Regions from separate parts of the Mus musculus genome. Here regions 1, 2, 3, 4, 6 and 7 are each linked to region 5. Evidence: chromatin loops called from intact Hi-C (ENCODE). Cell type or tissue: left cerebral cortex. All regions are shown on one strand. Links, peaks and the distances in the headings refer to the core of each region. The heading gives the core; the rest is flanking DNA.

Region 1 (4,431 bases), core at 138-4,137, 82 kb after region 5:
ATTCCCACAGCCCAGTTCAGTTTGAATTCTTCCAGACACTTGTGGCTGTTCTCTCCCTCATATCTGCAGGACAGTCCTTTTTCTCAGCTCTACCTTGGAGTGGCCATGTCTTCATTTTCATTACACTGTGAAGCATCCAGCATAAGGGCTGGGAAGGGAACTTAAGTCCCTTGCAAGGCCAGCACATTCTTTAAACTGTCAGACAACTGGACCAGTGCTCTGGCCCTTATAAATGACATTTTTATTTAATATCTAACGTTAGTTAGCTATAGAAATAAATTGTTGTTAATGTATTGATCATAGATCACTTATTTATTTCCAAATTGGTTGTGGTTTATTTGTTTGCAATTAGTTTTTTAAATCTATTACACTTATAGGATTCTTTTAATTAATTACATGGAAAACTAAGAATGTGGATATTCTTGTCTTACTCCTGATTTTAGGAAGAAATCGGGTTTTCATTGTTGTGTATAGTGCTAGCTGCATGTTCTGTTTGCTTTTTAGTTATTTGTCTATCAGGTGCCTATTGCTAGGTTAATTAAGGAGTTTATGGTGGTAGGGCTTGCTGTAAATTTGTATCAGGAACGTAGATTTTTACCAAGTGCTTTTCATGCCTACCCATCTCCTTTTTTTGTTAGCATACTGACTTGTATCGATTATATTATTTTGATTAATAAATCTGCCATTCTTACTTGTGTTTACTAATGATATACCATTCCTTTAAAAATGTTGTAGGATTGACTTTATTAGGAAATTGCTCTGTGAATCTCTCTTTCCTTTCTTATTCTGGTACCTTTGTAATGATGACCTCATGGATTGAGTTGTGAAGCATTTTTTCCCAAGGGTTTTGATAAGAGTTTGTGTAGAATTGTATTGGTCCTCTTTTAAGAATGTAATAAAACTTAATAGCATAATCAACCACACAGTCTAGGCTTTTCTTTTGAAAAAATTAACTACAGTTTCAAGTTCTTGGACAGAGAAAGCTTTGGTCAGGTTCTTGATTTTGGATATTTTTCTGACTCTCAGAATTTGTTTATGTCATTCCTTTTAATTTTTTAAAAAATATTTCCTTTCCATTTTTGCTTTGGCTAACTTTGTTGTTGCTATTTAGTTTCTGACTGAGGTTCTTACTGTAGGAACCATCTTTTCTAGTCAGTTGCAGGCTAGTTCTCCCAGAATCCCACTCTAGCAGCATCCCATAAAGTATGACACACTGTGCTTTCACTTTCTCTCGACTTTACAACTGCTATCAAACGAAAAAGTTTGGGCCATTATTTCTTGAGGTATTATTTATTATGCTGCTTTGCCTTTTGAGATTCCATTTGGTTGATTTTTGTGTTTTTATCTTATTTTTATTGCATTGCGTTTTGCAAAAAAATATTTTGCTGTTGGGGATTAGACCCAAGGCCATATGCCTGGTAGACCCTCTATAGAGTACTGAGCTAAACTGCTAAGCCTTTGGGGGGTTTTGTTTTTCTTTGTTTTACTTTATTGAGAAAGGCTCTCACAAGCAGCTTGAACGGGCCTTGAAGCAAACATCCTTTTGTTTTGGCCTTCTTCAGCTAGTGTCATAGGCATTTACCATAGTGTGTGTGTGTGTGTGTGTGTGTGTGTGTGTGTGTCTGTCTGTCTGTCTGTCTGTCTGTGTATTTAAATAACTATTTCTATAAATCTTCCAGGTCAGCTACCCTCCCTGTGCAGTACCTAGTCATCTGTTAGTTTCATCTAGCAGTTTTTTAAAATCTCTGATATTGTGGTTTTCATGTTAAGAAGTTCAGTGTGGATCCTTTATGTTGTCTTTGTCTTCACTTTTTAGACATATGTGACAGTGGTAGTCATTAACCTCATAGCCCTTTCTGTGTCATTAATACCATCCATGTCCATTCCTATCCTCCTCACTTGGTTGTTGTCCTGACTGAGTGTCTGTTAATATTTGACTGCACAGCACATATTATGAATTTTACAGTGTTGCAGGTTAGATATTTTTTGTGTTTCTGGGCATCTTGAGGTCTGTTCAGGGATGTAGTTAAGTTGGCTGGAAACAATTGAACTTCTTTCCTGCCCCGCTTTTGTGATTTGTTAATTGACTCTGGTGCATTGTTCAGACCTGGGCTCATTATTTCTTCTACGAAGGCAAGATAATTCTTGAGTATTTACTGTATACCCTGTGAATTGTATTTCTGCCCTAACTGGTAATAATAGGAACTTTCTTAATAGTCTTCATTTTCACCAGACAGTATTTCCTCCAGTTCTTTTCATGGTTTTTCGTGACCATATTCCTGGTTTCCATTTTCTTACCTCAGAATAGAAAGCATAGGAAAACAGAAAATAGCTCTTTTTGGTAGTCACAAAAATAGAGCCTTTTCAGCTTATTTAATCTTACCAGTTCATTTTGGTCTTCTCAGAGAGGCTCAGTTGGCATTTTGTCCAATGCATGATAGAAATCATCAAAGCTGGAAAGATGCCTCAGATGTTCTTTAAAGGACCTGACTTTAGTTCCCAATGTATACAGCAGGCAAGCTTACCACATCTTGTAACTCAAGCTCCAGGGGATCCACCCCTTTTCTTTCCTTCATAAATTCCTACATACAAATGAAAATAAATCCTTTTTAAAGAAGGCAGTCGTGATTGGGAAACCACACATGCCAGTGAGGCTTGGCTTAGACTTGTACTCAAGCACAGAAGGGTTCCCAGTTCCAGGAATAAGGCTTTAACCCAAAAAGTGGTCTTGCACAGACACTTAGTCTACTGCCGCATAGCAGTATAGTTAATGCTTGCTATCCTGAATACTCAAGGAGAAATCCTTGTAGATCTCTAGTGCTCTTCTCTTCTGCAGATTTCCCCTCAGTACAGAATGGGTGAAGTTCTGAATAAATGTGTGTTGTTGGCACGGGCATGGGCATGTCAAGCAAGCATCCCAATGCCTCAGCCCCATAGAGTGGCAAAGCCTTCCACGTGTAGGTGTTGACAGTGTGTACCAGAAATGTCCTCAGCATCTTTCTCTTTGCTCCCCCCAGATGTTTCCAGCCTCAAGACTGTACCTAGCCTCTCTTCCATATTCAGCTGTATATAAGAACGGTGTATATATACAAACATGTTCAGCTGTATATAACAAACATGCTGAGCTTCTGGAGGTGCTGAGGTTCGTCCATTCTAGTGCTTAGGTTACCTGACCTCAGCTTTTCTGTTCATGTATGTGTGAATGTCTTTTCTGTAGAGTTGGGGACCTGAGCCATTCAAGGAGACTGCACTCCTCTTTCATGTACTCACTTGTCACTTCACTCCCAGCTTCATTTCTTCAGTTCAAGGGACCTACAGGACATGGTCTAGTTTACTGGTCCAGGGTCTCTGCCTGCAGACTTCCTTGAGGGAACAGCTTGTGGCAAGCAGGGCTCACTTTATTTCCATCTTTAAGGAATTAACATCCCCCCCTTGTCTGATGCTGACTGCTTGGAACAAACATTGCTTTATTTTGTCCCATAGTTTTGTTGTTTTAGATTGCAGAGTGAACCCAAATTGGAGTTGCTCTGTTTTGGTCACCCCACCCCCACCCCAGCAGTTCCTAATAGCTTCCTGTCTTCCTATTTATTGTGTATTCTTAAAATACCACTCCATGTTGTCCTTTTATTTTCCTTCACTGATTGAAATCCACACATGTATATAAGTACCATTCAATGGTTGACCTTAGATTTTAACTACTGTCTTCATCCTTTGTATTTTTCTAACATCTAGGATTGTTATAGTCCTCTTCAGAACGTTCTCTTCAGAATGCCATAAAAACAATGTGGCATACTTTTCACTGCTTGTGTCCTAGCCTCACTGTGGACTTGTTTAAAATTCTTAATTTCTTTGTGTACTATTGCTGTTTATATATGTCATTCTATTCTTGTAGATTGATCTATATTCTCATTCTCTCCCTCCCTCCTCCCTCCCTCCTCCCTCACTTCCTATCATGTTCTAAGAGCATGTCCTATAGTACTTTTACAGTTTTACAGTGGGTGCTCACTGTAATGCTTTTGTGTCACAGTGACTAAAGTATCTGAAAATAGGTTAAAGGAGAGAATTCTTTATTGTGGCTCACAGCTTTGGAAGTTTGAGTTAATTATAATGGGGAAATCGTGGAGGGACAGAGCTGTTCTTATCTTGGCAGACAGGAAGCCAAGAAAGGGGAATACAGGCATGGTACACCTACAAACAGAACACAACGCAATGCCTCTGGTTACCTTCTTCCTTCAGTTAGCACTCCACTTTCTATCACGTTCTAGTAACTCTGTTGTAGTCACCATATCTTTCCCTTTCTTCTGCTACACCCCAATGACCAATGCTCAAAATGAATTTGAAAGTACAGATGAAACTGGGAGTGTGGCTCCGTGATAGAAAACACTTGCCTAGTAGAAAGTTTGAACCCTGATTGCATCCCAAGTATATTTA
Region 2 (4,431 bases), core at 200-4,199, 260 kb after region 5:
CTCTTCCAGACGACCCACGTAAGATTCCCAACACACACATAGCAGCTCACAACTGTCTGTAACTCAGTCCCAGGGCATCTGACACTCTCTTCGGGCCTGTCTGGGTAGCATTTGGTATACAATGTTAAATGCAGGCGATACACACATGTGCATATGCATGCATGCATGCTCATGCTCACACATACACACACACACACATACATACATACACACACACACACACACACACACACACACACACACACACACCAAAAAGGCTAAGTGTCTGGGTTTCTATGTTCTTAAGGCAGGCACAATTATAAACTTTCAATGTGGTAGAAAGAACAAGGATCCAGGTCCAACTAGCTGGAATCTGGTATCCAGGGCCCACGTTCTAATGTTCTCAGATATATTAACTTCTAAGCCTTGGGGCTTTTTGTTATAGGGTACTATATTTTGGTTATCAAATAAGATCTGTAATCATCTCTTTTAAAATACCAAGACCATCAAATGTGATAATTGATGTCAATGATAACAATGAACCTGAAGACAGAGTAGGGTTGGAGCCAGGGGATACCATCACACCTGGCTGACAGGGACTTTGCTTGTATGCCTTCCCCTGAAAGGAAGTCAGTTCCAACATACAACCTTGGGTTGTAATACCTCTGAATAAACTGGGCATACTGATAAGGTAGAAAGCTCCAGGCAAATGGGGTCCAGCTTGATCTCTTCCAAGAGGAGCCTGCCAGGTCCTGATGTTTAGTTGCCCCAAACCTATTGTCAGACTCATCAAGGAGTGGCCAATGGCTTAAATGACAGCCAGAACTTTAGAAGTGGAGTCCAAGTATAGAGGTGCATACCTTTAGTCCCAGCTCCCGAGAGGCAGAAACAGGCGGATCTCTAGAAGTTTGAGACTAGCCTGATCTACATAGCGAGTTGCAGGCTAGTCAGGAACTGTCTCAAAACAAACGAGCAAAGGAGCTGTGGCCTAGAGATTAAAAAATGGCCTTCCATAGAAACCACACCCAGACTGCCTCCCATCTCTTTTTAATCCAAATTTTAGTTCAGAATTTTTCCTGTGACATCAGCATCCAAGGAGGACACCTACCTGTTCTTCCCCAGCTTCCTGTTCCTCCTTTTCCTTAATCTTTCTTACCCAAGCTTAAGTCCGAGTGCACCTGTAACATAAATTGCTAGAAAAGTAAAGTGTCACGGGCCACTTGTGTTGACTTAATTTATGATGCTACTTACCTGGTGCACATGGAACGCTGAATATAAGCTTCTAATCATACGCTCTGAGACTAAAGTAAATGCAGAGATTAAACATCATCAAAAGACCACGATAAAGAAGGTTCAAAGTGTCTTTAATGGACGGAGGTGTTGGTTTTGCCGAAAACAGATGGCCATCACCAAGGGGCAGTGACATTCAAATTCGGTTCCATTGTTTCTGGCTCGTCATATACAGCACACCAGCTGGCTCTAACTGGACTCGCTGCAAGGCCTTGATGTAGCACTGTAATGTGACCTTTATGGCATACAAACATCATTTCCACACTGTGTCAGCCTGCGGTCCTCAATTCATTTATTTATGCCCATTAAGGTTCTGCTTCATGTTGCCCATTGATCATTCAGAGAGCGCCTGTACTTTATCATATGAAACAAGGGATATAGAGTCTCCATGTGACTGCTGAGGATTTCCTTAGAAAGCTTCTTCTGGTAGCTGTTCAGGCTTTGCAGGAGGAAAACAACAACAAACACACACACACACACACACACACACACACACACACACACACACACACACACACACACACACAAAACCCACACAAAAAGCTCTTCCCAAGAGAGCAGGTGGTAGTGGTGGTGGTGGGAGTTGTTCCATATCGCCCCCTAGTGGTGGATTACTTTGCCATCTACATAGTTCTGGAGAGATAGCTTGGCTTGAGATGCAGAGGATAGCACTTGGAAATGTTGACATTTTGGCTGGGATGAGGGGCCTGGACATCAGGACAAGAATGGAGACCTGGATAAGTTGGATAAGCTAGGTCGTGACTAAAACTGAGGTGTTTTTCTTGTCACATGACCTTTTTTTCTCTACTGATTCCTTCTGGTCATTGGAAAAGTCTACACAGGAAAAGTGTCTTGGACTCTGGGAAGGGGATCTAGAACCTGCTTTCATTGGCATTTAGGGCTCCAAAGACAGCAACAGCAGCTACTGTGAGATCTATGGCTTCCTCTGGCTCCCTTCTAATTTCTGGTACCTCGCAACTCTGTAGGAACCTGGACACAGCAGGGTTTGGGCTAGAAGACCATTCTGAGGGCCAGGTTTTCTCTGGATCCCCATCTCCTGGGTGCTGATTTGTGCCTCTTTTTTTTTGGGGGGGGGGGGAGGAAACTTGAAGAGAGAATTCTTAAATACTCAAAGGCTGTAAGCATGCCACCCTTGCTATGACATTCCTCCCCCAAAGGGCCCAGGCCCAGCATCCACATGTAGAAGCAGATGAACTGCCATTTGAATCCCAGTTCTGTCACTCATTCATCAAGCCTAAGATACTCTTGACCCTGTGACCACACTAGGGTCTTAGCACCTCACCCTACACTCTCACCATCTTCTGGAACAACCATCGGAACCTCTGAAGACTCTGCCCTCTTCTCTGAACAAGAACAATATTTGGCTTCCTTTGGTGACTCATTTTTCCACCCAGAAGACTTTCCATGCATACCCCAGGCTGCTGTGCAAACGGTGTCTCTGGCCCTCTTGGGTGTGTGTGAGGCTCTATCCTGGAATTGTGGTGAAGCCGGATGCTATTCTGAGATGTTCTGTAGCCTTCCAGCTATTTCAGGCCCCAGCGGTCTCTCTGTCCATGTTGCAGCCACAATTTCCAAAATTCATCCTTTTATACCCCTGACACCCCTGGATCTAAAATAGCACCAATCTGGAGGTGGTGAGAAGAACATGTTAGAAAGAGTGGGCATGTGCACATACGCCACCCTCAGTCTACAGCTGGCCAAAGAACCAAGAAGGAGCTAGGCCTAGAGACCAAGATCCAAGATGGAGCTGGACAGAGACAGCAGGGGCGTATACCCTCATCCACACGTTGGAGCAGCAGCAGTGTGAGGAACTGGCCAAATACTGCAGGAACTCACTTCTTGTTTGCTGACTTCTCACTCAGTCGGAGATGGCATTCGTTTATCCAGTTCACAAGTATTCCCAAGTGCCTACTGTGTGCCCGATGTTTGGGTGTTGGTCTGTCTCTAGATCTGTTTCTATCCACTGGTGGATGAAGCCTCTCAGGAGACAGTTGTGCTAGGCTCCTTTCTTCAAGCATAGCAGAGTGTCATTTATAGTGTCAGGGGTTGGCTCTCTCTCACGGGGTGGGACAGAAACACACTTAATCACAGAGCCATCTCACGAGCCCCACAATATTCTCTTCTTCATTACAAAAGACAGAGATGCCAGAAAAATCTGTACCCGTGTGAGGTCCACAGAGCCAGTGTGGCAGGGCAGAAATCTGAACCCACAAACCTCTGATCTTAAGAGTTCAAGTAAGATCCTATCTGTAGTGCACAGTGGCATCCGATTACGGCATGGGAGCTCATTGAGATGCAAAGTGTGGTGAAGGTGACTGGCCTGATTCCACAGGGTTTAACCTTGAGTCAGACGCAGGACTCCTTCCTCAGCCCCAATACAAGGAGACCAAATTCTTCCTTCATACTTTTGGGTTCAAGGGCCCTTCCTGTACAGTGGGACAGCCTAGGCTAGGGTTGGACACTGATCACATCATAGTTCTATCTGTTTCGGTAAGGAAGTTCCTGCCCTAACCTGTTCATCTGGGATTCCTTTACTCCAAACAACCCTACACAACTTGGATTTCATGTGCTGGTTTCTTCCTCTGATAAGCTGCATACCCCAAGCAGGGAGAGGTTCCCTCCTCTGCATTCCCCAGACTTCCAGCCTGCACGTCTGGCACCTTGCTTATCTTGTTGTTTGGGAATAGCCTTGCGCATGTCTGTGCATGCCATCCCATAATGTAGTGTTGCACACACTTGGAACTCAGGTGGTCCAGAGCACCAAAAGGACAGATCACTTCAGCCATTTGCAGTTAGCTTGCAATTTTTATTTGGTCGCAGCTGCTTTGTAAGAGTTTTGGAAAATGCCCTCTTTCCTAAGCCTGGATTATGATACAAACGTGACCCAAAGCACACAACAAATACTTGTGGTGTCTGGGTGCCAGCACTGAGGACATTTCTGAAGGCTTGTGGCTGGCCTTTTCATTCCGTGTGCACGTGAACTGGACACACTAATGTGAGGTGGCTGGGATCTGAAGCCAGACGGGATGTGTGGGTGTCTTAACCACACACTGACCAACCCCCTAAGAAGCAGAAAAGTTTGAGGAAGTCCTAATAGGGCACCCATGAGGTCCCCGCATTTCATGGTAGACACTAAATAAA
Region 3 (4,431 bases), core at 288-4,287, 200 kb after region 5:
GAGGGCAGGAGACCGCAAAGTCCTGGAGGGCTGGTGAGGAAATGCCTAGTTGGTTTTTCAAGAACGCAAAACTTCCACCAGCATCGATTGTCATCCCTAGGTGGTCTAGGCCTCTTTTCTCTCCTCTCAACCTTTAATGTGGAGAAACCGTTCAGAGCCCGGACCCAAGTCTTAAGCCCCTCCCTCAATTGAGGATAAAGTGCTTACAACGAAAGATTTAATAGACTTACTGATTTTTTAAGAATAGCTGTGTATGTAATAGTTTGAATTATGACGAGTTTGGTGTTCTGGAAATAAAGTTAAGATGGTCAAATCCTCCTAAATTAGGTCCCCAGCTGCCCCGCTACTCTGGGAAGGAGGGTGACGGTGGCCATTGCTGGCTACAACAACTTCCACTGTAATTTGCTTGGCAAGGCAGCGAGGGAGCCAGAAAGCTAGCCAGGCAGCCAAGAGGGTGGTAGGAAGGCTTACCAAGAATTCTATCTTGCTGGAAGTCACCAGAGGTGTGATTGTTTTTCCACATCTTACCCCGCAGTCGAAGGGTGTGGGGTGAGGAGTAACGAAGAGCCACTTTTCTCTCCCAGCTGCTACAGCTGGACCACCAGTGGTCCTGTCCTCTGCTGGCCTTGTTTGTGGGGATGGAGGGCTTAGTATCTTAGTATCCGGATCGGACAGCTGAAACCTTCTCTCTGAAGAGACACTTTGGTTTAAGAAGCTTTTAGATGGAGAGTTCGATGTGTGGAATAATTGTCCCAGGATCTGCACAGGATGTTGCTTACTATAGTTAAAATTGTGGGGGTTGTTGAGCGATCTCTAGACTGTTACTAAAAGAAAGGTCCCGAAGTTTTATGAGTAACTTTAGTGTGTGCACCTAGAACAAACAGTCACACTCTTTAGTCTGAGTTTCTCCCATAATACCTACCTTGTATCTAGAGATTAAGTTTGTGAACTCAGAAGGGAGGACTTGGCTCCTGGCCTGTTGGTCTGAGTGTGAGTGGAGTGCCAAGGGCTCGCTCTCCAGCTTTTCCAGCTCTGCTGCAAGTATAGCTACCAAGCTTTCTGCAGGACTTCCAGCCTCTGCCCTCCATCACCAACCCCAGTGGGGATGCATCCCCCAGTGTCCAAGGGCAGGCAGATTATACTTGCTTTGCATTGCCCATGGGAAAGTCCAGGAACCACTCAGCAATGAAAGCAATTTAAAAGGGGACTGTTGAGCCCTGTTGTACTATTAGTTAGGCTCAGCTGCAACAAAACTGGAAAGCTGCATTGAATGTTTCCTTTCTCCCTCCCTCCCTCCTGCCCTCCCTTCCCAGCTTCATCTACTAAGTAGTACCCTGTCTCTATCTCTCTTCTATGCTATGCTGTCGTAGAATCAGCCATGGAAGAAGGACAGCCTATATTATTAAGAAAAGCTGTAGAAGCAGAGATGGGCTAAGAGTTAAGATGATGGCTAGGGGGTTCTTATCTCTTTCCTGGCCTCCTGGACACTCTCTCCTCTCTCTTCTATCTCTCTCTGAATGTTTGGAGATTAATAGGGAGTGAGTCAGAATCTGAGGTGTTTCTTGGTTTAAAACTAGTCTGTTGGTTTTTTCTCATTATTGAGGTAACCGGCGAATAGGGGAGATGCCTTCTACCATCCCACTGTTTTGACTGTAGCTGTTGAAATCGTATTATGATGGCACCAGCTTTTCCATATTTGACGACGTGCTTGTGAGTTTAAAGCTACTTGAGAAAAGCTGACCTTCTAATTTCTTGAACCTGAGGTTTCTCCCGCTTTGTAACCTTTTGACTGGATGCGTTCATTGAAAGGGAGTTTTGGCTTAGAGTTCAAAAGGTTTATAGACAACATCTTTACATAACTCAGCTTTGTAATGGGAGTCTTCTGAAGTGTTTCAAATTAATATTCTGTACAGCTGGGCCCTGGGAGCTTGTTCTTGAAGTGTTTGCAGAGCGTTTTGAAACAACAGGGGGAAAAAAGCCCTTCCTATGAAGAAGTAATTACTGACACGAAGCAGCTCTGTGTAAGGGTGTTTTGTGGTTTCAGAGCATTTTGCACTGTGGTCCCTTTTTCTTGGATAATGGAGGTTGGGTCAGAAGGTGCTTCCTAGGTGGTATGTGCCAGGTGCCAGCCAGGCAGGCCAAGGGAATGATAGGCGAAAGGCCTGCCTGTGGAAGAGCTTTAGAGGTGAGCTCAGCTGGCCTGACTTTCTGATATACTTGAAGAACTTGTTTTTCTCTCAGTTGTCCTTGCACGTGGACCCCAGAAAAGTGTGGGTTTGTGGTCACTGCAAAGTCCTCACCCCTGCCTAGAAAGTGCATGCATGGCCTTGTGTGCAGACATGCGTCTGTCATGTGAATGCACACTCTCTCTGCTGGGTGCTGCCTGCTGTTCTTTGCGCAGGCGGAAGCATGCTTGAAGTGGCTGTCCTGCTGGATCAAGGGACTAGATGGAGCTTGCTTTCTGTGTCAGGAGCGCCTGGTTTAAAAGGCTGGATGATGTCTTGATCTTTTCAGTGAAACCTCTGTAGTGTAGGCTTGGAGCAGAGGAAAGGTGCCTGCATTGACCAACAGCTGAAACTCCTAAGGCTGGCCGGCTTCTAGCCCCACCCCTGAGCACCTCAGCCCTCCCTGTCCTCCCAGCCCCAGCTTGCTCTCTCTCTCTCTCCCCTGTGTTCACTCAGCTGCTTGCTCTGCTGACTCTTTCGTTTTGACTTTTTTGTTTCTCACTGTCCTCGCTGACCTGGTTTAGAGGGGACTGTGGACAGGAGCTAGATGAGAGCATCAGCCCGCCTCCCTGGCTCTGGCCAGTGCTCAGTCCTGTGTACTTGGAGCACTCAGCGCCTAGGATCTGCCCATCCCTGAGGACTCTAACCCTAACCCTAACCCTAACCCTAACCCTAACCCTAACCCTAACCCTAACCCTAACCCTGCCTTCCTCCAAGATTGTTATTTCCTGATGCTTTTTTTTTTTGCTGTCCCATGGGCAGGTCTTCCTTAGCTGGCCTCCTTTGCTGTGCAAAATACAGACTTAGATATTGGGAGAGAAAAAAATAAACAAAAAACTGAACACAGTCCATTCCCCCTGATCTCTGTGAAGGCTCTGATGGATCTCTCCTCTGAGAGGACTGCTTCACCATTCACCATACATCTCTCTACTCCAGTGTGTTATAGGATTTTTTTTTTCACATTTTCTTGTTTTTAAAAATTTAAAAATTTTAACATTGAACTGAAGGGCATTGTTGTTGTTGTTGTTGTTTAGCCATCCCCCATTGCCTCCTTGTCCGGCCCCATCATAAAAACTGAAGAAAGTTATCCAGGGATTATGAACCATCCCCCCATCCCACCCAGGATCCCTTAGCTTCCATACTTGGCCTTACAGGATGAGACCAGGTACCTTCTCTGTGGCCTGTCTGTCTGTCTCTGACACCCCTCTCCCCCCCCCCCCCTGCACTATGGTGACCCCTGCCCCTGTTTGTCATAGTTAGACATAGTCAGGCATCAGGACTCAGCAGCTGCCTGAGGCGCTAGTGCTAGCATGTGGATTATGGGGATATAGAGGAAAGAGTAGGGTTAAGAAGACACACGGTGTTTGCTCTGCCTTGTTCCTCTAGAAGCCAGCACCGCCGCTGCTGCTGTGTCCCATTCCAGACTGTTGTAGACTTTGTGCTTTTTCACTTGCCTCTTGTAGGCTGCCCCTCACTGGGGGGCACCTGGGCACTGATCCAGACAGACCCCTGACCACTTCAGGCTTTCATTTCTTTATTGTTAACTATGTAGCAGACAGAGTCAGTGCTGACCCAGAAACATATGGGACCAAAAGCCTGGTAAAGTTAAACAATAAATCGATTTGTCTGCTTAACTATTTTAATAATCTGTGCAAAACATGTAAAGGAGATATTTTCTTTCCTTCCTTTATATCAAGTCCTTGGAATCTATGCTATATTTTGTATATACTATGCACTTGTCTGAACCTTCTACCTTTCGAGAGCTTGTGGTTACTGTATTGGGTGGTGTGAGTCTGGCCCATGTGAGCACGGTGTTTTACTCTCAAATCCTGGTTCTCTGCATGTGAGAAGCAATAGTAAGCTATGCAGAGTTACTGGAGAATGTATATAGGCTGTATGCTCTGTGTGGGCAGCGATCTCTGTCTCCTGCCTTCAGGTCCCAGAATCCTAGGAGAGAGCTTACAACACAGTAGGCGCTTGGGTAGCTGAGGAAATGTGAGGTGTGGCTCAGTCCCCACGCTGGCTTATTGATGAGCACCCATCCTGTGAGGCAGATTTGACTCCTCAAAAATAAAAAAAGAGCCGGGTGTGGTGGCGCACGCCTTTAATCCCAGCACTGGGTGGCAGAGGCAGGTGGATTTCTGAGTTCGAGGCCAGCCTGGTCTACAAAGTGAGTTCCAGGACAGTCAGGGCTATACAGAGAAAT
Region 4 (4,431 bases), core at 167-4,166, 320 kb after region 5:
ATGAGAACATGAAGGATAGAACTGGACAGAAGAGTAGACGATGCAGGGACAGCAGATGAGGAAAGATGAGGAGATGGAGGCCTTCCACAAGAGCCAACCAAAAAAGGTGCCAAGAGGAACCTGCTGAAGAAGGAAGAATCAATCATACCAGTGGGGCTGTCATGAAAAATCAAGACAAAGTTTCAAGCAAGAAGCTGATAGCGTCTGTGGGGCTGTGAGAGTCTGTTTGATCCAGTCAGGAGGACCAGTTTGATCCAGTCTGTTTGATCCAGTTGAAGGACTATTTGAGCCCTGAGCCACATTGCAGAGAATGGAGGGGCAGAGAAGAATGTACGGGCAAGACGTAGATGGCTCTCTGCGGGTGGAGGGGCTTGACAGTGAAGGACGGTGGAGGTTTAAGGAGCAGCTGTGTTGAGTGGGGAAGCTTTTGAGAACATTGAGACACCTGAGAATCTGTTTATAGTGAGGGAAAGACATGCCAGGGAGCTGCGTGAGCTGTCTTTCAGAAGTGCTAACAGTGGCTCTCAGCCTTCCTAATGCTGTGACCCTTTAGTACAGTTAGTTCCTCATGTGTGGTGACTCCCAACCACGAAATTATTTTTGTCTCTACTTCATAGCTATAATTTTGCTATTGTTATGAGTCAGAATGTAAATATCTGTGTTTTCCAATGGTCTTAGGTGGCCTCTGTGAAAGAGTCATTTGACCCCCAAAAGGGGTCACAGTCTACAAATTGAGAACCACTATGCTGGAGGAAGGCATCTTCCTGCTGTTGGTCCCACTGAATACAATGACATCGTCAGAGATTCTTTAGTGTGCCCACGACTTACTGCTCTTCCAGGCTATGCGTGGCTGTATGTTAAGGGGGAGGTGTGGGAATCCAGACAGACCCAGAGACCACATTAACTTAACTCTGGAGCCCCTCGGGATAGACACAATTCTCAGGCCAGCAACCTGCTTTCCAAGGGTCTCTCTGGTGGACAATCCAGAAAGGCCACTTCTTACCAGTTTCTAAAATGCTATTTATTTTCAAGGTCTATTACTTTAATTCAGTTTCATTCAAAGGGGTCAAATGTCTCCTGGGTGCCTTCTGAGCCCAAACTTGCCCAATGATGGGAACACTACTCATACCCTTAGAAATGCTGTCTTTTGTAGGTGTTCAGCTTTTCGGGGATAAAAAGATAAATTGACATAATAACCAAGTTACTGCTTTCTAAAACTGTTTAGACCCCCCCATACCGCCCTGATTCTAAGCTCCTCCATTCACTTAGCTTAAGTAGCAAGTACAGGCAGTCCTGGGTTGAAAATCAAAAAACTGAGATGAAGGAAGCTTGTCTCTGCTTAAAAGAACCTTACAGGGAGACCGAGAGGGGGTGCCCATTCTCTGGAAGTCTTGATTGTCATGGTCAAGATTCGGATGGGGAGAGCAGAGAAAGTGCTGACTGACCAAACGTGTCTGAGAAATATGGGAGAGGGTGTCATCAGGGAAAGCTCCCCAAGGGACCGTTTGGAGTAGAGCTTCAAAGGGCTGTCAAACGCTGATGTTCAGTAACTGCGTGGGGACCGGGGAAACTGGCAGCTTTCTTCTAGGGCTGAACCTGAACATACCGGAAGCCAAAATACTTGCAAGCCCTTTGTGTCCTGAGAGCCTGCTGTCTTTCTGCATGCTGACACCTAGTGGCTGTGTACATTTTTCACACTTTCTTAGAATGCTCAGGCTCCTCTCTTCCCCCTCCCTGGTTGTTCCAGTTAAGGAACTAGTGGACCCCTGATGGCGGACAGGGATGCCTCCCATAGCCCACAGCCTGTGAAGCTGGGACTGGACTAGAATCTCACTCCCTGGACTCCAACATCGGATTGACTCTGATGCAGTCCCCACCACAGCCAAGCTCTCACCATTGTTACAGAAGGTCCAGTAGGTCTCACCTGAGTGTGCTGGGACATTTCATGTCCCACTTGCAAGGGTGGGGACATTTTAACATAAAAGAAACATGGAAGCTAGTGGCTTAGCCAAAGAGAAAAAAAATGGGGTATTTCCTTCTCACCCCATTCCTACTGGTCCAGCCTTCAAAGACCTATCTCACTTTTGAGTAAACATGGTTAAGAGATGCTAACAGAGTGGATGCAAATTGTTAGCTTTTGGTATTGGGAAGCCAGAATGCTATGAGAGATTGGAGGGAGAGGCCTCTAAATTCATTTCTTTCTACCTATAGCTGCTAGAAGAGTAAAATCATTATTGAGTCTCAAGGGCAGTGGGTTCTAAAAACACCTGTCAGCTGTTGCATCTCATAGAACAGTGTATTCAAATATGGTTCTTTGTTAGAGCTGAAAGTTTACATGTCAAGTGTTTCAGAAGCTCACCTGGCACTGCAAAATCTACCATGGCGTCAATGTCCTTGCTAGCAACCATCCTGGCTAATCTTCACACATCACCGTGTTATGAGTGGTCATGTTGTCTTTCTGTTATATGTTTTGTATTAACGACAATTTCAGGCTATTAGTTTGTGCCAGCAGTTAGTGAAGAATAGATCTTAAGGAGGATACAGTAAAAAACATAGGGCTAGCAAGACTAATAGAATTGATACAAACCACAGCAGCTAAGGAGTGAACAAGCTCGAGGAAAACCTCTCCATGGAACAATAGCTTGAGAGAGAGAAGGGCTAAAACACGGATTCTAATATTTGGTCTCAGTGGCCCCATCAGCTTGGGAGAGAAAAGGTCTACCATTTATCCATCCTTGAGGGAGCTCCTGACATTTCATATGTTCATGTGTAGCATACTGTCAGGGAGGCAATACTGAGACTCATAGTGTTTGTTTTTCCTGAGGTCACATATGTATTATATGACAGTGATGCTCAGTGGAACAATGAGACCTAAATTATTTCACTGGTACTTTAATTCGTTTATGTCTCCAAGGCTGGGTTGTCTCTAGCCACTCTTGTTTTTTCTTTTTTTTTTCCATGTAGTATGTGTGTGTGTGTGTGTGTGTGTGTGTGTGTGTGTGTGTGTGTGTGTGTGCACATGCGCGCGTCTGTGCATATATGTATGTGAAGGCCAGAAATCAAGCTCTTTATAGCTGTCCCCCTTATCTCCTTATTTACCAAGACAGGATATTTTACTGAATGGGAAGTACATGGATTGGCAGGCAGGGTGACTAAGGCATCTCTAGGGATCTGTCTGTCTGTCTTCATTTCCTCAGTGCCAGGGTTACAGAAGTGTGTCACCATTCCTGGCTTTTTATCTGGGTTCTGGGAATCTGAACTCAGGTCCTTATGCCCACAGGGTGAGCATGTAACCAACTGAACCTTTTTCCCACCTTCCTCTCCCTGTTATTTGTTTCTTTTTGACATCCCCTACATAAAGGCTATTAACATGAAGGAAGAATGGTTTCTGGCTGGAAGTAAAGAAAGCTTATCTAGGTAACAGTTCCTGGAGGGGCCTGGCCATGCAAGGCTGGACCTTCTTATCTTCCAAATTAAAAATTCTGGGTTGCTTCTGAATAACTCATAATTGAGGCTGGCATCCTGGCTGGTGATTCTAGGCACTCTGGGGAGTGCTAGAATTTCTTCTTGTACCCATCAAGCTGAATTTACAGCAGGGAGAAGGGAGGAGGTTGGGGGCTGCTTCTGATTAGCTTGCATCTTCTGCCAAAGTTATATGTCCTCTCTGTGGGCAATTAAGTGTTTCTCACGGACCCACCATCTGGGTTCAGCAAACTGGGGAGTGGCTCTCTCTCCACCCTACCTCACTCCAAATCCAGAGGCCAAGCAGCAAGACTCAGAATATCCAATCCTTTCTCTAGCTCCCATTTTTCCTTACTTCTCGGGATAATGGCTGCCTGCATAGCCCAGTCTGGGGCACAGTCCACTCAGTGGTCCTGCAAAGAGTCAAGAAACCACCACAATTACTTTTGCTGGAGCATGAATTGGTGACTTGAAAGACAAAAAGAACTTCAACTTCAACTTCCCCGGTCACTTCCAAGAAAGAAGTTTTCAGAGAAAAGAGTCCTGACTCACTGAGAGTTTTCAGAACAATTTATGTCTTGTCATTGTTTCTTAAATGTGTCCTCAAATTCATGTGTTGAAGGCTTAGAGCCATGGGAAGGTGGCAGGAACTTAGGAGATGAGGAAAAAGCTGGGTCACTGGGGACATACTCTTAAAGGGTAAGTGGAGATCCCAGCATGCTATTTGCTCTTCCTTTTTCCTTTCCTCCCCTATACCTGTCCCTTGTCCACCATAAAGCAAACAAACTTTGCCATCAAATGCTTCTGTCATGATATGCTACTTACACACAGACACAAACACAACTGAGTCAGACAACTATAGGCTGAAGCTATGAGCCAAAATAAGTTTCCTTGTTACAAATTGACTTTTTTCAGGCATTTTTTTGACACAACAAAAAACCTAAATATCATTGCTATTGTTGTTACCAT
Region 5 (4,431 bases), core at 172-4,171:
GCTTGTGCTCTGATTTTTTTTTTTTTTTTTAAATGTTAAAAGGTGGGGTGTGTATATCCCTAACCATAATTTGGCCAGTTATTCTGAATTGAGCCCTTGGCAGGGTATAATCAAGATGAAATGAAATGGAAGCTCTGCTTCCAGCCTTTAAGTCATTTCTAGATCTTTACCTAAAAGGAGACTTTGGAGACAATTCGCTTTTTCCAAACACCTCTCTCCTCTCATAAGCTAATTCTTGAATGTGTGAAAGAGAAGTATGTATGAGACTTCACCCGAATGGTAGAACCCCTGTAGAAAATGGGTAGTGGTTTTAACCTAGTGTGAGGATTTTGAAAAAGCCTAGGTTCAAATGTGAGCCTAAGTTAAATATTTGGGACAATACACTATTGTAATGAGGGCGTTCTCACTTTGTCTGTGAAGTTAATAATTACTTGCTTGCTAGTTCATTGACTTTTGGCCTTATTGGAGTACTTCTAATAATACAGTTTCATACCATTTTTCTATACTTTGGGATATTTGATATTTTCAACTTACATACTTTAAGAGGTTTTTCTTTAAAACTTCCCTTGCTTTGTAACTGTGAAAAACCTTACTTGGTCTGGGAAATATTTGCTGAAAAAGAAACGTTGTTTTTCTGGACCTTATTTCCCATGGTATGTATATATGATGCAATGAACATTTGGGAAAAAAATGTTCAGAGCTTTTTGACAGCAGTGATGTATTAATGTCATTTAGCTATTATGATCTGCTGTCGTGTACTGATAAGTGGCTTCCTTTATATTTTATATGGGTAGAAGTTTGCAAATTTTTACTTTAAAATTGATATTAAGAGAGTTAAGAAAAGTTCTCAACTAGTTGAAGTTAAAATACATTCAAATGAAAGTGTGTTTATGTTCATTGTACTGCACAAATTCAAAAGAATCGTTTAAGTCTCATAAGTAACAGTTCTTAAACTTTATAGCCCAGGAATATACATATATTAGAGCCCAGGAATATGTGTGTATTTATTGTTACTCAGAACCCCTGGTTCCTGAGTTTGGCAGTGGGAACAGAGTTGTAATGGCCAAGGGGTGGTTATTGAGCTGCATTTTCAGCTTGGGATAGGAAGAGTCAGGGTGACGGAAAGGACACTGTGCTGTTGGATTTGCTTGCCTACCAGCTCAGAGAATCAACTCCTGTGTGGGGAGTTGAAGCAGTGAAGGAGGCAGTGCTAACGCTGGCTGTGGCAGGAACAGTTTGTGCTGCTCTTTGTTTACACTTTGTTGTTGCTTCCTCTCACCTGAAAACAGTCTGCTTGGAATAATTTTACTTTGAGCAAGGAATACGTTTAAAATGACAGAAACTAATGTGCAAATATGATCTTGATTAAAAGTAATTCAGAAAGATAGTCTTATAGAATTATTTGTAACTAAGATCATACTTATTTTGTGTGTAGTATCTTAGAAGGTAAAAATTGTGTTATGTGTGTGTGTGTTGTGTGCATGCTAGGGACAGGGTTGGGGAGCCTTGCAAATGGAGGGCATTAATTCTTGTTACTAGTGTTTAAGAGATACTCGTTGGGATAATGTTTCTTTCTGAATGCATAGTTAGTGTAGTACCTTGGTGTTTTAGTTCAGTTGTTAGTCATTTTACACTGACTAAAATTTGTGAGTTTTTTGTTTTGTTTTGTTTTTTGAGCCAGTTTTTAATCAGCTCAAATTGTTTCCTCTGTATGACAGCGACATCTACTTTATGGGCTGTACTGAATGAGATAATACGTGCGAGTCCTTGATATAGTTCACAACTTCAGCCAGTTGTCAGGGAGACTTAGGTTATTATCACTTATAATTGGAATGTTTGAATTCTGACTTTGCTTTAAGTGTTTTATGTTTCTGAAAATCTAGGTACAGTTTGATAAATATTTTAAAGAGTACACCAGAATGTTTCTATCAAAAGGAACATTTTATAATGACATTATTTTATAACTGTTATTAGTTAACAACAAATAATCTACTGTTCAGACTGCTCATGTAGAGCCTCCTGTGTGGATGGGCTAATGATTCAGGGATTCAATGATTTTGGTTTTGGTTGTTAGAAAGTTGTACTCAGAGCAACCAGAGTTTGTAGGGAGTGACTGTCCAGCATTTGGAGTGGAGGGGGAGAGAAATGAGAATAGGAAGGTTTCATTGAGGGGGAAGGGGCTCTGAAACGGTGAGAAAAAGAAAGCTAGATGAAGCAGTGATGGGAGGAGGCATGGTCAAGCAGGCTGCACAGGAGAGCCCTAGTGGGAAAAACCTGGCGTTCTTACGGGTACAGGAAATGTTCCCGTGACTGACGAGGTAGACAGTGTGGTTGTGTGGCCAGGTGCAGAGAGTAGACAGGGCAGATGTGGATTTACAATTCCTGCCTATCCCCTAGTTACAGAAGCTTGAATTAGTTCCTGGCATGCACAACGTGGGAGATTCATGTGACAGTCTAGATTTCTGGCTTTTCTTAAAAAAATTTGCGACTGGAGCAACACTCAAGTGTCTATTTTCCGATGGCTAACACTCAGTCGGAATCTGGCTCCCTCTTGACAGGCGTGCGCTCTCCATTTTATGCCACTCACTTAAGGTGTCAAGTAACACAATAAATCAATGCTCAGCCTGCCAGTGGTTAAGTTTGCATCTCTAGGCTGGACTGTTGCTAAGTATTTTGGTCTTCATTCTGAGTAGCTGCTGGGAAGTCACAGAAGCAAAATGAAAAAAAAATTCATTTTGAATTTAAAAAAACAAAACCAATTACTTTTGTGCAGGACAACCAAGGTTGAGGGTCTAGGACACAGCAAATTGACTGTGGCCATATTAGTAATTCTGTGAGAGAAGATAAATTAGTGAGAAATGAAGTTAATTTTAGGGACCTGTGGTTGGCTGAATATAGAAGTTAAGGTAGGAGGAGAGAGTGGAAAGTAACTTCTGAGTTTCTTTTTTGTATGGTCTTGCATTAATACAAACTTTTTTTTCTATTAATGCCTTTGTTTATTTTTATTACAATTTTTTGCCTTTATTTAATAATGATTTTATGTGGTTAATGTTTGCTTAGCATGTTCCCTTTTGTTAAGTAGCTTACACAGTTTTTCAATAAACTTTTTATATGTTTATAAAGCATTTTTAAAGTACCAGTCCACTGTCAAGGTGATAATAGCACAAATTGTATTAATAGTTTAAAATTACATTTGTGATTTTAAATCACCACAAATAGGAATTTGTTATACTGCTCATTTATGTTATTACAATATATGTTGATTTACATAAAGGGTATCTTTTTAACTTGTGTATAGACAGTTTCCTTTCATTTTTCAGTCTTTCATTTGAAACTGACATTGCTTATATAATGACATTGTACAAATGAGGTTGACCTCCCCATGTGTTTGTTTAAAACATTGAACATATATTTGTAAATTATCCTTTAGTTAGGATCATGTTAGTTCAAATTGAATACTTGAGAGTTATGTGTGTTTATTTCTAGTTGCTGTCTGTCTGTCTCAGCTGATGTTATTACATTACCTGGTACAAATTACACACTTGCCCCTGTCCCTCCGGTAAACCATCACACACTTAGGACAGGGTTAGGGGGCCTGAGTTACCCTTGGGGGAGCCCCTGTGATTTCTCCAGTCCTCTGAGGACTGGGAGTCTGGGCAGTGGCTGGAGACTGGGTGGGGAGTGCAGCTTGGCTGACAGCAGATCTTCAAGGCAAGGTCCCTCACCTTGGCCGCCTGGCTGGGGCTGACGGTCACAGCTGCATCCCACTGGGCCTTGAGCAGCTGGCTGGGCTTCAGAGCCTGGAGAGCTTCTGGGGAGACTCTTCCATACTTTCCAAAAGAGTGTAGTTCCCACCAGGCTTATGAGAGCTAAGAGGGTTGGCAGCATGACAGGTAGGCTCTGAAGTTGTGACACTATGGGCAGAGCCTGGTGTCTGATAGTTTTCTTGTTTTTGGAGACAGGGTTTCTCTGTGTAGCCCTGGCTGTCCTGGAACTCACTTTGTAGACCAGGCTGGCCTCGAACTCAGAAATCTGCCTGCCTCTGCCTCCGCCTCCCGAGTGCTGGGATCAAAGGCATGCGCCACCACCGCCCGGCCTGATAGTTTTCTTAAAGGGAAAAAAATGTAGGCTTTGGAGTAGAAAGGACCTAAAGTGGAATGTAGTTTCTATTTGGTGGCTATGTGACAGTGTAGTAGATGTAATCATCTTGAACCTACAGTGACCATTACCAGTCACATCAGACTAGAGTGTACTTTAGCCAGTGTTGAGGTGGCTTAATACTAGCACTCTGGAAGCAGGGCAGGAGGATCTCTGAGAGTTCAAAGCTAGCCTGATTTACATAATGAATTCTAGGCTACCCAAGGCTATATAGTGTCTCAACAAACAAAAACTCCAACAAATGTCAAAACCCACAGAAGTGTTGTAATGAGA
Region 6 (4,431 bases), core at 152-4,151, 240 kb before region 5:
GCCAGAACTCAGAGAGAGAGAGAGAGAAAAAAAAGCCAGTTCTAGATTAACCCAAAACCTTGTTTAGTTTTGTATTCTGATGCACTAGAGTGGGATGGAAGAGAAAATGGGACAAAGACTAGCATCTAACAAGCTATTCCGTGACTGTGATAAAAGGCAAAACACCCCAATTACCAGCCTGCTGTCCAGGTCAGAGGTCTGAGTTAAGGCACAGTCAATGGACACCTACACTGAGGTGACCTGTTTAGTAAAAAGAGCAAAGAAGAAGGAACTAGGTCTGAACTGAGGATTCGGTTCAGTTACATGATTACCAGCTGTGGGACTTGGGCGAAACACAAACCACTGCTGGGCTTCCATCTCCTCATTTACTAAAGAGGGGTGAAGTAGCACCCACCTTTCGGTAAGAGTTACAATGATCAGATGAGATCAAGCGCAGGGTGTATGCTAGCACAGTAATCCTCTCTCCAGCACACGGTCCGTTTTCAATAGATTAAACAATTGGTGATAGAAGAAAACTCAAGGTGCTCTATAAACCGAAACCTGCCCTGCTTTTGTTACTACAGCTATCAGGTCAGCGGTGCTAACCTCCGTTCTAGAGCTTGCGATCTGTTTGCACAGTGTTCTTTGCACTTTGACAGTGTCTGCGAAAGCCTTCTTTTTGACCTGCTCACCAAAGGGATCTGTGTCTTGCTTTCTTTGCACTCTACTCTTACGCCACAATAAACGGGGTACTCCCTCTTTACCTATGAGCCTGGCAGCAGAAGTGGCAGAGATTGGCTTTGCAGGTCTGACACCTCTTCTCTACTTCTCTGTCGCTGCACAGGTCACACACCAGGCCCTGGCCTTCCCCACGCAGGTTCTCCAGCAGCACATCATTCATGGCCAGGTGGTCTACCGTTAAAGCCTTCACTCCACCCAAGGGCAGGTCCACTTGAGCATCACATACCGGACAGAGGATGCCGATCTGTGGCTGCAGGCTACATAACTCGGGGTCCTGGAATACTGACCCCTCAGAGCTTGTATCTGAGTCACCCCCACGGATGTCCACTACTGAGAATGGATCCAGCTTTTCCAGACACGTGGTGCACACTGTGTGCAAGCAAGGCAAGAGCCTGGGGACTTTGAAAAGCCTCAGACATGTAGGACAATGAGTCTTGCCTGAGCTTCCAGACGCGTTCGCATCTTGGAGTTTGTGCACGAAACCCAGAAGCGGCTTCCTGATTTCTGACATCTTCCCCACGTATGTACCCAGTATCACAAAAGGCCCTGCGCAGTCCTCTAATGCAGGTTAGATTTACTCAAAGACAGAGTTCCAAGATCTTGAACACTGACCATGAGGACTCTCGTGTTGCCAAGTAAAAGGACAACCAGAAAGAGAACGCCTCTGAGGAACCATCCACAGATCTCCGGATTTGTGGTTTGGCCCTTCCTTTCCACTGCATCCCACACCAGTCACAGCCACACCCTCCTGGATCACCCACATCGTCCTCCTCGCAAGCGCTTCTAGAGCTAGTCCCCAGCTAATTCTGCCACCACCACCCTGACCCCAGCATTTCTTGTCCTCCAAGGTCACCCTCCCTCCCGCCCCCACCACGCCACAAGCGCGCCCTCCGGGCGATGAGGTAGTGGGTCCTCGGGCTCTCCCAGAGTGAGGGGCCAGGGGCAGCCGCCTCTCTGGTTTGCCTAGGAGGCCCTAGAGCCGTCGCCCCGCCTCACACCAATCCCAGACCAGGATTCTCCGAAGAATCCAATCACCGTCCGAAAGGGGCGGGCCTCGCAGTTCGGAGCCATGTCGTCCTCCAGAGTGACATCACTGTCATCCAATAAGTTCAGCAAGGTCCACATCCTCGCCGGCCACTCGCGCGGCGAAAGGAGAGGGAGCAAGGGAGGGCCTCGTGCAGAACCGGGAGGAGGAGTCTGGGAGTGAGCGGCGTAATGTGGTTGGCGTCACGAATGTGAGCTCCTGCCGCCGGAGAGGCCTCTGGATCGTTGAAAAGCCTGCGCTGAGGCTCCACCCCAAACTCAGATAGGGTTCTCCCATTGGTGCGTGGTACTGTCAGTCGGCCGAGGTGTAGCCCGAAGCATTCTGGAAGTTGTAGGCAGGCTCTCGGTTGCAGAGGCTATAGCGAATCAGCGGCCACCGGGTCAGTTTCCTTTCTGGGTTTTCCAAGTATTTTTTCTGCCCTGGAATCTCTTACGTACAGCGTGCTCGGAACCAGAACCCTCTCAGCTGGCTAGCTTCTGGCATTTTCCAGGGCAAGGGTACCTCCGTGTCTGGTTCCAGAACTAAACTTAACTGAAAAGTTTAGAACTGCTGCTCCGCGGAGCTCCACTGAGTTTCCCGGGTGGAAGCTGCTTTGAATCATTCAAGACCAAGACCGGAGAGACACACCTCACCAGAATTCTACAGTAACAGAAGTTGTCAGGGTTGCGGGGGGTGGCCTACAGAGCAAGTTTGGCATTTGTTTTTACAATCAAGGGGAGCTCCTGGTTGGTCACAATGGGGCAGTGGAGGATGTCACTGGGACAAGTCCCTTGTAGGTCCGACTAGTTAAAAAGTTGGGCACACCTGGTCCCTGAGCATAATTATTTCTTTGACGCCTTAAAGAATTTGCCAAGAGTCTCAGATTCATTCATTTGGAGACTGTTTCCTACACATGGGGTCTAAGGCACTGACTGATCTCTGAATCCAAAAATTGTAATAGCATGGCTCCGTAGTTGCTATCTGTTCCCATTCTTCAGATGCGTAAGCCTCTGTCTATCTCACTGTTTTCCTTTACAGTCTTCCATATATGATTTCAACCCATGCATCACTGTTTCAGGGACCTCTTTATTAGAGATGTCATAGTATAGGCATAGCTGTCGAAGCCTATGCTTTTACGAAGTATGGGCCTTCGGTGGAAAGAGCCCCAAACTATGAAAAGATGAAATTAAAAGAAAAAAAAAGAATTATCTGACTCTTCGTAAAATATGTTAAAGTAGAGATGTAGCTCACTGATCCAGTATTTGCTTAGTATGTTGAGACTCTGGGTTCTGTCTGTGGTACACGTGTGAACACAGACACCACACACACACACACACACACACACACACACACACACACACACACACAGGTCTGATTTGGTCTTTATTGTGAGGGTCTCGAGAGCTGGTTCTAACTTTAGCATAAGTAAAAACGTTATCTGCTAATGAATGGCTCAAAAGCCATTTTTACATAACAGTCACATGACCTCCCAGTGTAAGGAGTCGGCAAAGGTCTTAAAAGTGAAAGTGGTCCTTACCCAGACTTCTCCAGCCTTTCTCTCCTGCGCTGCCCTGGCCGAGTCCCCTCGCTTCACCGCAGTATGCTGAAGCAAATTCCAAAAGCGGTGTGGACTTGGCTTTGCTATATAGTGTTGCTCTGAACCTGCCCTCCTCTGTGCTTAGCCATGCTTTGTCTTATCTCTTATTCATGCCATATATTATATTTCCCATAGGGTGTATTCTGACTTCTCTGTTGGAGGAGTGCTGTATAATTTATATGCATTATCTCATTTAATCTCCCAACAGCTTATAATAGAGCTGCCTGGGAGGGGTCGAGTGGTCAACCCAAGCTAGCATCTGGGATGGGAACAACAGTCTTAAGATGTCATGCCTAAGATTCTGCCCAGTCCCCTCTGTCCTTCCCTTTCTCAGCTTCTTGCACATCAAATCCCTACCTGCCTTCCATGGAGAGAGAAGATGGGGCTATCTGGAGAACATCTTTCCGTTCTACTTAAAAGTCTATGCATCTTCTCTCCTTTCTCACGCCATTGATTGCTGGTTTTCTCCCAACCTCTTCTGCCTCTCCTTATTTTGCTAACACTTTTCAGTGAGTCCTTTACACATTCTTTCTCCCGAGGACTGTGATGAAGTCCTGAAAGAAAACTCACCCTCCCTTGATCCAGTTCCCCTCAACTTAATTAGCGCTGGTGGCTCTCACCACTGTGGTTCTTAAACTTTGTGCTAGTCTCATCACCGATGTTTTGTTCTTTCTCTTTGGTGTGTAGAGAATGAGTGACAACATTCCTGGACTTTTCTCAGTACTCAGCCACGTTAGTGTTTGCCCTTGCTGTGTCCCAGGGTGGTTTCGTGGCTCCTTTGTTGGCCCCCACTGTATTTCCTCTTAAAGAGCTGAGTCCCCAATTTATATTTCCAGTTCTGACTAACCCCTCCCCAGAGCTTTTGTCATAAATGTCTGTTATAGCTCTGCTCCAGGACGTTGCCTTCGCCTAACCCCATCTTCAGTGACTCGAGGCTTCTCTCTTCATTGCATTCTGTGCTCTTAGTCTTCTGGTTTCACTCTCCCAAGGGGAAGCTCACTCTCCCAACCTGAGATCTTATCATCTTCTTGGCTTCCTTTCTTGTTTTCCACATCCAGGCAGGCATCAGTTTCTTTCCATCCGCATTGCC
Region 7 (4,431 bases), core at 339-4,338, 490 kb after region 5:
AGTCTCAGGACTGGAATCACTGGGCCGATGGACACAGCTTTTATAGTTTCAATTCATCTCTGCTGACAAGTTCTCTCTAATTCTCAGGGTGAGAAGCGACATTTTGAATTGCCTCTACATATTACTAGTCAGGTTGAACAATTTCTTCCTTTAGCTTAACAGTTTCAACGATCTTTTTCTTTTAAGATCATCGACTTCTGTTTTCTGGCCCCATATGAACTATACTCTCTTGCTATCTTGGATAGACTGCAACCTCTGGTATATGCTTTTTAAACAGATACTTAAGTGTTATTTTTTCTTTTTTTTTTCAAAGAAGCTCTCAAGTCTGTATACTTAGGATGCAGGGTACTTCTAACCAAAAGCTTGCTAGTTACATCATACCCAAACAGAATAGCTGTGTTTCTGGAGTAGAATCGGAGCCCTCTGGTGTCTGTTTTTCCTATAGAGGACAAACGAGCCCTAACTTACCAGAAATGACGCACATGGCTTCTCAGGGTTGCTGGTCTACAGACCCATAATTCATCTCACCTGTGCTGAGACCCTAGTTACCGACACTGACTCTTCTTACTTCCTACACCCAGCTGCTTTGCAGCCTAGCATTTATGACTCACCTTGTCCATATCTATCAGTGTCACAGGAATGTTTCTTCCAACTACCACCATCACTGTGCGGCCACAGTTATCTACCCCTGCAAGAGATGATGCAGTCAGGAGCCAAGAACCTCAATACAAGACCAGGCTTTGTCCTGGGCTTTTCATGTGTCTCACTTTATGTATTTGACTACATAAAGGAATTCAAACAATAAGAAATGAGATGCACATGCGTCTCCAATTATACCATTCGATTTCTTTGACTGTTAGGAAAATACTTTTTTTTCTTATGAGATTTTGACCAGAGTCTTGGCCAACATTGTTTAAAGATTTTAAATCAGCATAACCTATACTCTTATTTTTTTTTAAAGAAATACTTTGCTTAAACTCAACATAACTTTAATAATATTAGTGACCCAGGAGACCAAAGTTCTCAACTGAAAATGAGCAGGAAATGCCTGAAACAAAACCCAGTGGAGCAAGTGGGGACTGGAGAGTGCTGTAAGGTTTGAAGTTTGTACTGACAATGCAGAAAACATCCTAACAGAAAAAGCATCCCAGGAACAAAGTGAAAGAGGCACTGTCGAGACCACAAGAACACACTAGAGGTTGATACAGTATGTCTAAGATCCTTGTGATGTCCAAAACCTATTGATGTCAGCACAAAACACTGTATTTACAGAGAAAATCAGAGAAAACCAAGTCTCTCAGAGCACAGAGTCAGATCCTTAATTAGCAAGAATAAGTGATCATTAAGCTCACCTGTTTGGTATAAAGCTTTCAGAGAAGCAATATCAGACAGGTCTTCAGATCTTGCTTGGCATAACCAGCGATTATAACTAGATAAATAAAAGATATAATCATTATAGCAAACATTTGGAAGTTACTTTTTAACAAATGGAACCCATTTTTAATGTTTTTTTTTTTCTGATCACAAAGAACTCAGGCTTCATTACAACAAAGAGTTAGAGGCCACTGCCCCATGCAGAACTGCAAGCCATTGATAGAGGTGCATTAATGAGAAGACGTGTATATAGCAATGACTTGAAAAAATTCTCACTGTAAGTAAAGACTATATAGATAAGTGGCTACAACATCAAGTATTCAAAACAACATAATTAAAGAATATTCTTATTTTTCCTTACTACAAAAATGTAACAAGAAAAGCCTCTGTTGGGTTGCCCTGTCCTGTTTAACATGAGGGCTTTTGTCTTATCGTATCTTGTTTTGTCCTGTTTGGCTGTTGTCTCTTGGAGGCTTGCTCTTTTCTGAGGAGAGAGGGAGAGTGGCTCTGGGGGAGAGGGACGTTAAGAGGGAGCTGGGAGGAGTGTGGGGGGCTGTGGTTGGTATGAGGAGAATCTAGTTCCAATAAAAATAAAAGAAATAATTTAAAAAAGTTCAATAACTAACATATTTGGATAAAGCCCATTGTTCAGCCTGGAAATGCAAGGTTTTCCAGGCCTGATGCAAACGCTGCATCCTGCACTCAGTTATGTCCTTTTGTGTCCTCCTTCGCTATAAATGAAACGGAGCTTTTGTGTGTATACATCGTGCTAGTCTCTGTTTTACTAGATGTACCCCAGCACAGTGCTGGCTATGTTAGCAAGGGCTTAATGAATACTTAATAATTAATGAAACGATGCCTTTGTGTGAGAAGTCCCGTTAGCATCGCAGGCAACCGGGTGCCAATCCTAGCAAGGCCCATATGGAAAGGAACAACCATGAACAACCCATAAACCATGACGTGAGCATTTTAAAAGCGCATATGCGCAGAGTCAGATCACCATGTTTGGCAAGGGAGTCCAGTTTCTTTCTACTGAAAGGAAAATGTTTGCCAGATGGCACTACATTTGACCAAGTTTAGAAACTATTATTTATTAATTAATTATATTTATTTACACCCCAAATGCTGCTCCTCTCTCCTAGGCTCCCCTCTAGAGAAGATGCATCTAATTCTGTTTAGAACCCACTGAGCCTGTCATGTGGTTCATCCTTTGGAAAACTTGTTTACTGGCTCCCTCTAGTGGCCAGTCTGCTTTTTCTCCCAAATAAAATCAGAGGAAAGACCTGGGACTGAGGAGACAACATTTTAATTCTGGCTGGGGAAGAGGGAACCATTTTCTTCAGTGCTGTCACAGTGGCTACGCTGAATGGAATCCAGTTAATAACCTCCCTCCCAGGCTCATGGAGGCAAGGCTACAGAGCAGACAGTCATGAAAGAAGAGGAGGGGCTTCCTGGGAAGGAGGCAGGGAGAGGGAGGGGTGGGTAGGGAAGGGTAACAGAGGTGAAGATGATGGAAATATGTCATAGGAAACACTCAAGGAAATAAAACTTCTATGTTTGTAAGGGACTGCTGAGATGTCTGGTCCAACTCCCATTCAATGACTAGAGACTGGTACCATGGAAGTGCCCTATCGACAGAATGGTACGCTGTGCCACGCTGTGAAAAAGGAAAGCAGCAGAGGCAGGCATTCTGGACCCAACAGGTAAGGCTTGAGAGACATTTGCTTTCATCTGAAACCTGGAGAATGGGTAGGACTGAAGGAGAGAAGATGCTCATAGAAATGAATGGGGCGGGGCGAAGTCAACGCTCAAAGGTCAGTGCACTCACTGCAATCACTCACTGCAATCACTCACTGCAATCACTCACTGCAATCACTCACTGCATCACTCACTGCAATCACTCACTGCAATCACTCACTGCAATCACTCACTGCATCACTCACTGCAATCACTCACTGCAATCACTCACTGCAATCACTCACTGCATCACTCACTGCAATCACTCACTGCAATCACTCACTGCATCACTCACTGCAATCACTCACTGCATCACTCACTGCAATCATTCACTGCAATCACTCACTGCATCACTCACTGCAATCACTCACTGCAATCACTCACTGCAATCACTGTTGCTCACAGCCTATGAGACACTAGTCTTTACCAGCCCTAAGAGGGGATAGATAGCCATGTACAATTTACTTTTTTTTCTTTCTTTTTAAATTTATTTACTATATATAAGTACATTGTAGCTGTCTTCAGACACTCCAGAAGAGGGCATCAGATCTCATTACAGATGGTTGTGAGCCAACATGTGGTTGCTGGGATTTGAACTCTGGACCTCTAGAAGAGCAGTCAGTGCTCTTAACCACCGAGTCACCTCTCCAGCCCCTACTTTTTTTTTTCTTATAAAAATTGGAAAGTAGCCATCTTTACTATTAATCTTTGGGAAAGGTTCCATCTATGATTTTAAAAGGATTTCTTCAGGATGGCTTTAGTGTTAGAAACACTTGGAGAAAATAGAGAAATGTAAAGATCCTTGGGGTAAGTGGGGGAGACATAAAACTCTTCAGCTGAGGAAAACTTTCATGTAAGAAAAATGCAAGCAGAAGCCTTGTAAGTGCTTTCCCATCTCCTAATTTCCATGTTTAGATCGCATGAAGGCACATCAGTTAGAGCCCACAGTGGGGGTAAGAACTCTAAAAGCAGACACACATCTGACCACAGGCTTCCCCACATTAACTGACTCAACTTTTGGCTTTGCATCTAGAGAATTCGGACAGGACCTCCTTCTCGGCCATCGCTAAGGTTAAACAAAAGGAACTCAGATCCTCCTCCTGACCCACACCATCTGTCAGACCCCTCTCCTGACCCACACCATCTAACTGTGGAACAAGCCTGTCTTACTTTCTTTGATGCTGCTTCTGCAGGGCGGCTTCAGACAACTGTCCCTGGAGGATCAACTTTCTTTGCTTGTCAATATCTCCTTCCATCCGAGCAAAAGCATGAGAGCCAATAAAAGACAGATCCACTCCCAAGCCTTCATCCTCATCTTCC

Evidence for each region. Peaks named below come from ENCODE experiments on the same cell type or tissue, not always from the same donor. Only the 100,000 strongest peaks of a DNase experiment are listed, where the experiment ranks them.
Region 1: a loop joins it to region 5, with 2.5 times the contacts of the local background. A loop is called at or near these places in 3 of 42 quality-filtered maps.
Region 2: it touches region 5 in a loop (2.2-fold over the local background); 10 of 42 quality-filtered maps call a loop at or near these places.
Region 3: it touches region 5 in a loop (2.8-fold over the local background); 14 of 42 quality-filtered maps call a loop at or near these places.
Region 4: a loop joins it to region 5, with 3 times the contacts of the local background. A loop is called at or near these places in 3 of 42 quality-filtered maps.
Region 6: a loop joins it to region 5, with 7 times the contacts of the local background. A loop is called at or near these places in 7 of 42 quality-filtered maps.
Region 7: it touches region 5 in a loop (3-fold over the local background); 8 of 42 quality-filtered maps call a loop at or near these places.

The regions. Positions count from the first base shown.
Region 1 is chr3:100,597,677-100,602,107 of GRCm38, reverse strand. All of the region lies in intron 8 of Man1a2 (mannosidase, alpha, class 1A, member 2), which reads left to right. Among named protein-coding and RNA genes, the nearest start is that of Gm40106, 59 kb to the right of the region's middle. In left cerebral cortex, for the core only: no CTCF peak of the experiment used is centred there; a DNase peak (open chromatin) is centred at 2,545; H3K27ac peaks cover 1,205 bases.
Region 2 is chr3:100,420,010-100,424,440 of GRCm38, reverse strand. It overlaps Gm32471 (a long non-coding RNA gene), which reads right to left. Exons shown (of 3, transcript XR_375895.3): 3 at 2,363-4,431. Among named protein-coding and RNA genes, the nearest start is that of 4930406D18Rik, 4.2 kb to the left of the region's middle. In left cerebral cortex, for the core only: a CTCF peak has its summit at 1,892 (motif pointing left); DNase peaks (open chromatin) are centred at 1,881, 2,879, 3,424 and 3,891; H3K27ac peaks cover 1,423 bases.
Region 3 is chr3:100,483,846-100,488,276 of GRCm38, reverse strand. The region is part of intron 1 of Tent5c (terminal nucleotidyltransferase 5C); the gene reads left to right. Among named protein-coding and RNA genes, the nearest start is that of Tent5c, 3.1 kb to the left of the region's middle. In left cerebral cortex, for the core only: no CTCF peak of the experiment used is centred there; DNase peaks (open chromatin) are centred at 299 and 2,370; H3K4me3 peaks cover 108 bases.
Region 4 is chr3:100,356,409-100,360,839 of GRCm38, reverse strand. No RefSeq gene overlaps it. Among named protein-coding and RNA genes, the nearest start is that of Gm25802, 55 kb to the right of the region's middle. In left cerebral cortex, for the core only: a CTCF peak has its summit at 1,672 (motif pointing left); a DNase peak (open chromatin) is centred at 1,655; H3K4me3 peaks cover 329 bases.
Region 5 is chr3:100,679,768-100,684,198 of GRCm38, reverse strand. All of the region lies in intron 1 of Man1a2 (mannosidase, alpha, class 1A, member 2), which reads left to right. Among named protein-coding and RNA genes, the nearest start is that of Man1a2, 3.5 kb to the left of the region's middle. In left cerebral cortex, for the core only: no CTCF peak of the experiment used is centred there; DNase peaks (open chromatin) are centred at 1,161 and 2,448; H3K4me3 peaks cover 3,115 bases; H3K27ac peaks cover 247 bases.
Region 6 is chr3:100,919,712-100,924,142 of GRCm38, reverse strand. Trim45 (tripartite motif-containing 45) reads right to left here and starts at 1,650. Exons shown (of 6, transcript NM_194343.2): 1 at 744-1,650. The coding sequence starts at 1,231. In left cerebral cortex, for the core only: no CTCF peak of the experiment used is centred there; DNase peaks (open chromatin) are centred at 1,218 and 1,899; H3K4me3 peaks cover 1,976 bases; H3K27ac peaks cover 1,430 bases.
Region 7 is chr3:100,187,884-100,192,314 of GRCm38, reverse strand. It overlaps Gdap2 (ganglioside-induced differentiation-associated-protein 2), which reads right to left. Exons shown (of 14, transcript NM_010269.3): 8 at 4,282-4,431; 9 at 1,353-1,429; 10 at 612-688. Among named protein-coding and RNA genes, the nearest start is that of Gdap2, 28 kb to the right of the region's middle. In left cerebral cortex, for the core only: a CTCF peak has its summit at 2,601 (motif pointing left); a DNase peak (open chromatin) is centred at 2,599.